3 separate regions of the Homo sapiens genome follow, and regions 1 and 2 are each linked to region 3. Evidence: chromatin contacts called from ENCODE Hi-C or POLR2A ChIA-PET data. All regions are on one chromosome and are shown on one strand. Each heading gives the region's core, a stretch centred on a gene start or an enhancer-like site at or near the end of the contact. The rest is flanking DNA. Distances are from core to core; before and after follow the strand shown.

What was found. A loop is a pair of places that touch in the nucleus more often than their neighbours do. ChIA-PET counts read pairs that join two places held with the same protein, here RNA polymerase II (POLR2A). Pooled maps may share reads with other maps.
Region 1: a loop to region 3 is called in a pooled map, with 2.8 times the contacts of the local background. The contact joins the promoter of BBC3 here to the promoter of QPCTL in region 3. A Hi-C loop is called at or near these places in 6 of 50 pooled maps. POLR2A ChIA-PET finds 5 or more read pairs at or near these places in 2 of 52 experiments (H1 and OCI-LY7).
Region 2: a pooled map shows a loop between it and region 3 (11-fold over the local background). The contact joins the promoter of PRKD2 here to the promoter of QPCTL in region 3. A Hi-C loop is called at or near these places in 5 of 50 pooled maps. POLR2A ChIA-PET finds 5 or more read pairs at or near these places in 3 of 52 experiments (B cell, activated T-cell and endothelial cell of umbilical vein).

The regions. Positions count from the first base shown.
Region 1 is chr19:47,229,922-47,232,621 of GRCh38, reverse strand. It overlaps BBC3 (BCL2 binding component 3), which reads left to right and starts at 1,423. Exons shown (of 4, transcript NM_014417.5): 1 at 1,423-1,693. RefSeq lists enhancers at 1-156, 1-206, 916-1,035 and silencers at 1,176-1,405, 1,546-2,265.
Region 2 is chr19:46,715,782-46,718,481 of GRCh38, reverse strand. It overlaps PRKD2 (protein kinase D2), which reads left to right and starts at 1,368. Exons shown (of 18, transcript NM_016457.5): 1 at 1,368-2,351. The coding sequence starts at 2,112. LOC107987269 reads left to right here. Exons shown (of 4, transcript XM_017027568.2): 2 at 1-129; 3 at 506-683; 4 at 1,305-1,948. The coding sequence ends at 1,671. RefSeq lists an enhancer at 73-122 and silencers at 1,243-1,402, 1,423-1,472.
Region 3 is chr19:45,691,416-45,694,115 of GRCh38, reverse strand. It overlaps QPCTL (glutaminyl-peptide cyclotransferase like), which reads right to left and starts at 1,450. Exons shown (of 7, transcript NM_017659.4): 1 at 1,206-1,450; 2 at 560-703. The coding sequence starts at 1,412. It overlaps SNRPD2 (small nuclear ribonucleoprotein D2 polypeptide), which reads left to right and starts at 2,163. Exons shown (of 3, transcript NM_001384647.1): 1 at 2,163-2,229. The coding sequence starts at 2,228. RefSeq lists enhancers at 743-1,293, 1,819-1,948, 1,959-2,088, 1,907-2,627.

The DNA of each region.
Region 1 (2,700 bases), core at 174-2,673, 1.5 Mb before region 3:
TGGAAAGCTATGAGACAGGATGAAATTTGGCATGGGGTCTGCCCAGGCATGTCCATGCCAGGTGCCCAGGGCTGCTTCCACGACGTGGGTCCCCTGCCAGATTTGTGGTGAGTGTGGCCAGGTGTGCATGCTCCGACGTGTGTGCAGTGGGCCAGTTAGCAAGAAGCTGTCACAGGTGTGACTTTGTGACATGTGTGGGTGGTCAGTTTCTTCTATGTCTGATTTGGTTTGTGTCTCTGAATGTCAGTTTCTTTCCTTTATTTTTATTTTTAAGACGGAGTTTGCTCTTGTTGCCCAGGCTAGAGTGCAATGGCACTATCTCGGCTCACTGCAACCTCCGCCTCCCGGGTTCAAGCAGTTCTCCTGCCTCAGCCTCCCAAGTAGCTGGGATTACAGGCATGCGCCACAACGCCCGGCTAATTTTGTATTTTTAGTAGAGATGGGGTTTCATCATGTTGGTCAGGCTGGTCTCGAATTCCTGACCTCAGGCAGTCCACGCACCTTGGCCTCCCAAAGTGCTGGGATTACAGGCATGAGCCACCGTGTCGGGCGAATGTCACTTTCTGATAGTTTTAATGTGTTAGCTGTGAAATTGTGTGAGTGCATTTGTGTATGTCCCTGTGGGAGTGTGATTTGGATTTGGCCGTGTATCCAGGTATCCCTGTAACAGGTGTCTGTGTGTATGTGTGTGTCCCCTGTGCCTATCAGCAAGTTTGTGTTTCCTGATAAGCACTCCGCCTATGTCTGTGTGGTTGCACCACCGTGTGTGTGGTGTGGGTGCCTGTTCGGTAGGGTTGTTTGTGAACACAGTTTGTGGGCCCAGGTGTGATCATCAGTGTGGGTGTTTCTGCAACTGTGTGTGGCCCTGTCATTGTGTCCGTCTGCTTGTCCAGGGGACCCTGTTAGTGAGTCTGTGCATTTCCGTCTGGGTGTGTGTAAGTGTGAGCCCCATCAGTATGTGAGTGTGTGTGCTCATGCCCCTGTCCATGGTGTGGATTTGCGAGACTGTGGCCTTGTGTCTGTGAGTACATCCTCTGGGCTCTGCCTGCACGTGACTTTGTGGACCCTGGAACGCCCGTCGGTCGGTCTGTGTACGCATCGCTGGGGGTGTGGATCTGTGGGTCCCAGTCAGTGTGTGTGTCCGACTGTCCCGGTGTCTGGGCGATCTCCCCACACCCCGCCGCACAGCGCCTGGGTCCTCCTTGCCTTGGGCTAGGCCCTGCCCCGTCCCCCGCTGCAGGGAAACCCCCGGCGCGGAGGTAGGGGGGGGCGCGGCGCGCGCCTGCAAGTCCTGACTTGTCCGCGGCGGGCGGGCGGGGCCGTAGCGTCACGCGGGGGCGGGGCGTGGGACCCGCCGGGCGGGGGCGGGGCGGGGCGGGGCGGGGCGGCTTTGGAGCGGGCCCGGGATCCGCCGGGCGGCCTGAGACGCGGCGCGAGCCACATGCGAGCGGGCGCCTGGCGGCGGCGGCGGCGGCACCAGCGATCCCAGCAGCGGCCACGACGCGGACGCGCCTGCGGCCCGGGGAGCAGCAGCAGCCACAGCCACAGCAGCCGCCACTGCAGTTAGAGCGGCAGCAGCAGCGACAGCCACAGCAGCAGCCGCCGCGGAGAGCGGCGCTCGGCGGGCGCGCCCTCCTGAAGGAAGCCGCCCGCCCCCCACCGCCGCCCCCTCCGGCGTGTTCATGCCCCCGGGGTGAGTGTGCGCGCCCCGAATCCTCTCCGGCGGCGATCGGCCAGGCCGGGTGGACTCCCTGGAGGAGGTGACAGGAGTGCAGGCGGAGAGCAGTGTGGGCGCCCTGCCTCCCCACACCGCGCCTCTCCAAACCCCGCGAGGGACCCTGGGCCAGGGTCGCCGGGTGAGAGGCGGCTCGGCGTTGGGGCGCCGGTCTGGGCGCACAGGTGCCTCGGCGGTCTGGCGGGTTTGTTTACAAACAATGGGGTGCGGGCTCGGCAGCGCCCCCTGGCGGCCAGTGCGGCCCCGGGGAAGAGGGTCGACCCCAGGGGTGCCCCAGCCCCCAAAGTCCGGGAGGGGCGGGGGGGCGGCACGGAGGGGCGGCCACACCCAGGGCGCGCGCCCGCTGGGGGCGGCGACGGGGGGCGGCTCGCGGGCCGTGGAGTCTGCGGCTCCTGCGGGCGGGGGCTGCGCCCCAGCAACAGCCGGTTATTGGCCCCGCGCTCGCCTGGCGGGCGGGGCGGGCGCACGTGGCGGCGGTGGGGGGGGCTGTGACAGCGGAGGGGGGTGTCTGGGACCGCCGTGGGAGCGCGCGTGTGCGGGGTTGTGGATCTGCAGGTGTCTCGCCTGGGTGTGTGCGCGTGTCTGGCTCCGAGTTTGTGCTGGGTTCTGCAGGGAGTGGTGGTGTCGATCCAGAGGAATGTTGGGGTTTCTGACCCGTCGGGGTGTCTGCGTGAGTCCCCGCGCCTGTTTGTGTGGGGTTCTGTCTGTGGGTGCCCTGCTTGTGGGGTGGGTGGACCTGCGTGTGTTGTCGGTGAGAGTTGTCTGTGTGTGCTGTTCCGGGATGATACTGGGGGTCTGTGGTGCCTGCGTGTGCTGGGGTGTGGAGGTTGTAGTGTGTGTGTGTTGCTGGAGTGAGCTGTTTGTGTGTTTATGTGTGTGTCTTGCCCGAGCGTGCGATATGTGTGCTTGTGTCTTGCCTGTGTGTTTCTGTCTTGGCTGAGGCCGTCTCTGTATCTCCGGGGCAT
Region 2 (2,700 bases), core at 119-2,618, 1.0 Mb before region 3:
ACAGAATCGATACTGTACCGACCTCAGCTACCCCCAACGGCCGTACACCAGGAAGAGGGGCTCTTCTGGCAGCCCCCATCCTCAGCCAGCCCTGCCATTTCCAGTCCTGCCAGCATCCCAGCCAGACAGGTGGCCCTTCTCTTAGAGCTCAAACCTAGGCCTTGACTTGTCAATCAAAGGGGTGGGTGGGGCAGCTTCCCTCAAGCAACTTCACTCTGGGATCTTGGGCAAGACGTTTTGCTTCTCTGAGGCTTCAGCTTATTCTGTGTAAACTAAATGGTAGCCACTATTTGATTATTAGCTGGGGAGGAGAGATCAAGCCTGACCCCTGTAGCGGCTGGAGTTTTACAGCAGGGCCCACCCAGCACCCAGTAGGTCCTCACAGATACTTGCTGGGTGACTGAATGGGTGTGCCCACCCATCAAAGCCTGAGTGCTGGAGGTGGCCACCCCTTTCCGCGTATTATCAGAGACAACCACCTCTTACTGAACTGCTGCGTTTCCAGGCACCAGTATACCATGGCATCGGCTCCCACCATCCCATGTGGGGTCAGTCCTATTACAGTCCCAACAGATGGAGGGACTGAGGCTCACAGAGAAGCCACTCACCCAAAGTCACATGGAGAGAAAGACACGCACACGTACTCCACATCCCCAGGAGACACACTCTGCATCTATGAAGTGGTATGGGTGTGCTGTCCTCCCTCGGGGCAGCCCCACACTATCCTAAGGCGGGGTTGGGGTGGGCGGGGGGATGGACCCTCCCCACCCATCCAGTTAGCGCCATGCACCTTGCCCACCATCGCTGGAGACAGACCTAAGGCGAGCCCCTTCCTACCCATCTGGAGGCCTCGGTCTTTCCATGTGTTAAATGGGCTGGGGCCGGGGGACGCTCTGCAGCACCCCCTTCCCTGGGCTGGGACGCGGCGGGGAGGGCAGGGGTGACGCTCGGAGAACAGAGAGGCCGAACCCAGAGAGCGGGCCGGGACCTGATACCGATTTCCCACCCGTCCCCTGCCATGGGCGCCGGACGCCTGCCGGAGAGGGCTCCCCTCCTTAAAGGGCCAGTGGCCTCCAAGCCCGACGCCTGCGACCGGCGGTGGGTGATAGTGTTTCCCCTCCCTGTCCAGCCGAGGGAAAAGTTAACTTTCCAGGCTTGGCTGTGTTCAGGGAAGGAACTGGTCTCGCCTGCCTGCCCTCCATCCCTCACACCATCCCTTGTCCCGGACCCTGGAGGCGGAGGTCCAGCCCCCAACTCGGAGGCCCCGGGCCCACCCTCCCCTTCCGCCCCCGGCCCCTCGGCAGGCTCCGCCCCTCTCTGACGTCGCCGAGGCCCGCGCCGATTGGTCGACTGCACTGTCGCTCCGGACACTTCCTCCTGGGCCGCCGCCGCCGCCGCCGACTTAAACTTTGGAGGGGGAAAAAGAGCTACTGGCGCCTGGCGACCCTCCCTGCCCCCCACCCAACCCCGCTCCGGCAACGCCCCCTTCCTCACGGCTCCCGACCGAACTTTTCTCCAACTTCTGCGACTCGTGAGATTCCCTTCTACCCACTCCGGCCCTCGGGACCCCTCTGCCCATCCCCTGGCCGGTCGGGTCCCTGCGAACCCCTTTATCTCTGGAATCCACTCGGTCCCCGACTCAGAGACTCCTGCCCTCCACCCCCAAGGTGAATTCCCCCGGGCCGCCTTCTGAGTGGGATCCTCTTCTTGGAGCACTGGATCCTGGGATTCCCTCTGCCCCCTTCTCAATCCCTCCTCTAGGGAAGGGGCCTTTGAATCGCGGGCTCTCCTGATCCCTGTGACCCCGACCTACTAGATTTCCTCTCAGGCTTCTTGGAATCTCAATCGCTGGGACCTCCAACCCACTACTTTTCTCCTTTCTGATCTTCTGGGAGCCCTGGATTCCGGGCCTCTGACCCACTATAGTGCCTTTCTCTCCTTCCCAGGACCCCGCCATCCTCAGGTCCCCTCCGCCTGCCAGATCTTTTCTCGGATCCCCGCTCTCCCACCACCTGCTCACGAGATCCCGCGGATCTAGAACCCAGGGTCCCCCGGGGCCCCCCGGCCGGGTCCCGGGTGGGCTCCAGGCGGCCGGTCCCCGGCCTCCCCCCATGGCCACCGCCCCCTCTTATCCCGCCGGGCTCCCTGGCTCTCCCGGGCCGGGGTCTCCTCCGCCCCCCGGCGGCCTAGAGCTGCAGTCGCCGCCACCGCTACTGCCCCAGATCCCGGCCCCGGGTTCCGGGGTCTCCTTTCACATCCAGATCGGGCTGACCCGCGAGTTCGTGCTGTTGCCCGCCGCCTCCGAGCTGGCTCATGTGAAGCAGCTGGCCTGTTCCATCGTGGACCAGAAGGTGAGGGCGCAGGCTCCCTGGATCCAGCTCGGGGAGAGGTTGAAGGAGGGGGCGCTGGCAGAGGGGTCTGGGGCCTGGTGTGCGGAAGAGGGAGGAAGGAGACCTGAGCTTTGGGTGATGGAGGGATAGGGGGCATTGCCCCCCTCCATTGCCCCTCTCCCCACCATCCCTTTGAGAGAGGACTGGGCAGGGGTGGGGTGCCCCAGAGGCCTCCCCAAATTTCATGTCCCTGCATGTCGTTGTTTTCTGCAGCAAACAGGGAGGAAGGGAGGGGCCAGCCAGGTGTAGAGAGGGGAGGAAGGGGCAGCAGATGTCGGCGGACCTCCACGTCCAGGCCCATCCCGGGCCT
Region 3 (2,700 bases), core at 201-2,700:
GAACCACTGCGCCTGGCCTTTAAATGACTCTTCATGCTTTCTGGAAGACAACAGATACATTACAGCACCAGCTCGGAGCCAACCTGTTTGGGTTCAACTCTAGGTCTATGATTTTCTAAACATTGGGTCTCACTAGGTTGACTAGGCTAGTCTCAAACTTCTCAGGTGATTCTTCCACCTTGGCTTCCCAAAGTGCTGGGATTACAGGCATGAGCCACTGCACCCGGCTAAGGTCTACTACTTATTATCTGTAGGATTTGTGCAATGTGTATAACCTCTCTGAGCCTCAGTTTCCCCATCTGCATAATGAAGATCATATTGGTACCCACCTTATAGGGCTGTCTGTTGCCTATGCCTAGCACACAGTAAGCTTTTGGTGGGGGCATTAAGGGGGGCAGTACAGCCTGGTGGTTTGTTACCAGCATGGAGTCTAGAGTCCGATTAACTCCAGTCAGAGCCCCAGTTCCTCCTCTTAGCTTCTTTGGGATCTTGAACAGGATTCTTATTTCCCATTCCCTGGAGGGCTAGGGGGTCAGGGACTGGAGGTGGGTCCCTTTACCTTTCTGACTTGGAGATTTCCCGGGCTGCCCGGGGTTCGCACAACCAGCAGGGGGCGCAGATAAGTGCTCCAGAGACGCTGTGGATCCAGTTGTCCCACCACCCTCCGCAGCCGGGCTTCGGGGAGGCTTCCGATCAATGGGACCTTGGGAAGGAGGTGGGATAGGGAAGGGAAGAATGAGAGCAACCCCCCCATTTCAACCCTACCCCGGGCGCCGTCACCCGCGAGGAGCCCCGGGTTCTCTTCCTAATCTGCCGCCTCCAGCATCGGAGACTTCTAGGATAAATCCAAGGCTCAGGAAAAGTCCTTCCAAGACCATCCGGTCCAGCCTACCTCAAACTTGATGGGGAAATCGAGGCCCAGTGAGAGAGAGGGGAGATGGAGGAAGGGACTCTTCCAAATAGTTGACTAAAGGCGTAGAACCCTGAACCCCCCCGTCTTACTATTTCAGACCTTTCCTCTTAAAAGGAAGCTACTGTTGCAGAACCAGCCCGAAGCCTTATTCCTTTGGTAAGGGTCATGCGCTCAGATGACGAAGACGGTGGCATCTGCGGTTAGGGCCGTACGCTAAAGCCACGTCAACCCTGGGTAACAGCGGGGAGGGAATGAGGGTCCCCGCGGTGCCCGGGTCCCCGCCCAGCCTCACCCGCAGCTCCCGGCCCAGCGGCAGCTCCTCAGTCCTGCGGTGCCAGCCGCTCCAAATGGTGTAGAACGCCGAGCCCACGGCCAGCGCCAGCAACAGAGGCAAGAGCCGAACCCGCGGTAGCAGGCGGCGCTTCGGCGGCAAGAGTGGCTCCATGAGGCCACGTTCCCCCAGCCGCAGGCGGGGTCGCCCGCGGCCCCCGGAACGCATGGCCGCTTTGCCCTGAAACCTGTACCAGACCACGGATTGAGTTTAGGCCCAGCCAAGTTCCTCCCCATGGAATCGGTGGGCCAATAAGCAACAGCTGCGGCTGCACCAGCCCACCCCACAGCGAGCAGCGAAACCAATAAGAACTACGGTCCTGAGGACACGCCTCCCAGCCTCCCTTAGGTATTGGGGTTGGTTCCCCTGAGAATGGCACGACCCAAATGGGAGCGCAAGAGAAGTAGGCTCCGCCTTAGCGGAGGAGGGAAAGCCAATGAACAGCGTTTGATCATGGAAAATATTCGATCTCCCGGGCGCAGGTCCATGCCCCTTCCGGATGTAGGCAGGGGATTGGTGGCGCAGGGTCGGAAAGATCAGTAGATACGTCAGTAACGCGTCCCAGAGGGAAGAGGGGCGGTGCCTGTCTCCGAAGCGAGGAGCGGATTGGCTTCACGGAGGCCGCGCCCCCGAAGTCACGGCCGGCGGGCATTTGGAAATAGCTTGTCATTTCCCTCCTTCAACCTGTACCATTCTTCAAGAAACGGTTTGAATCAGACTGCCTTTCCTTTTGTCTTCATTGTCATAAACATCTGCCCCCGTGTGGTTCTGACTGGCCGCGAACCCCTACCCGAAGCTTTTATTCCATCATTGTGCACCGTTGGTGGGGAATGCTGTGGCAACAGGCCACGCCTCCACTTACTGGTTGGCTTTGCGCAGGCGCCAACGGAAGTGGGTCGCAGGAAGAGGAAGTCCCGCCTCTCTCTCCTCAGGCAGCAGCAACGCGGAGGAAACGGGAGTGAACGGAGAGCGTAGTGACCATCATGTGAGGCCGGGCTAGGCTTAGGCGGCGGGAATGAGGTTGAGGGTGGATATTTGACCGATTGAGTGTGGGAAGGGTTGAGCAGAGCGGGGGGGGCAGGGGCAGATGTTTTAGGGATGCAGCGTCCTGCTTTTCTCCTGATGAGTTTGAGAACGGGCGTGGGGCCTTTGACGCATCGTGACTTCGGGAGAGGGGACAGCTTTATCAGATAACGCCCTGGGCTGGGCGCGGGGGCTCATTCCTGTGATCCCAGCACTTTAGTAGGCCAAGGCGGAGCATCGCTGGAACACAGGAGTTCGAGACTAGCCTAGGCAACATAGCGAGACCCCCGTCTCTACAAAAAAAAAAAAAAATTTAATTATGAAAAACATGTTTTAAACGATAACGGGAGTGGTCCTAGATAATTAGTCCTATTGAAATGAATGTTAAGGGGCAGCGATTTTACGAATACTGGGGGAGGCCGAGCGCGGTGGC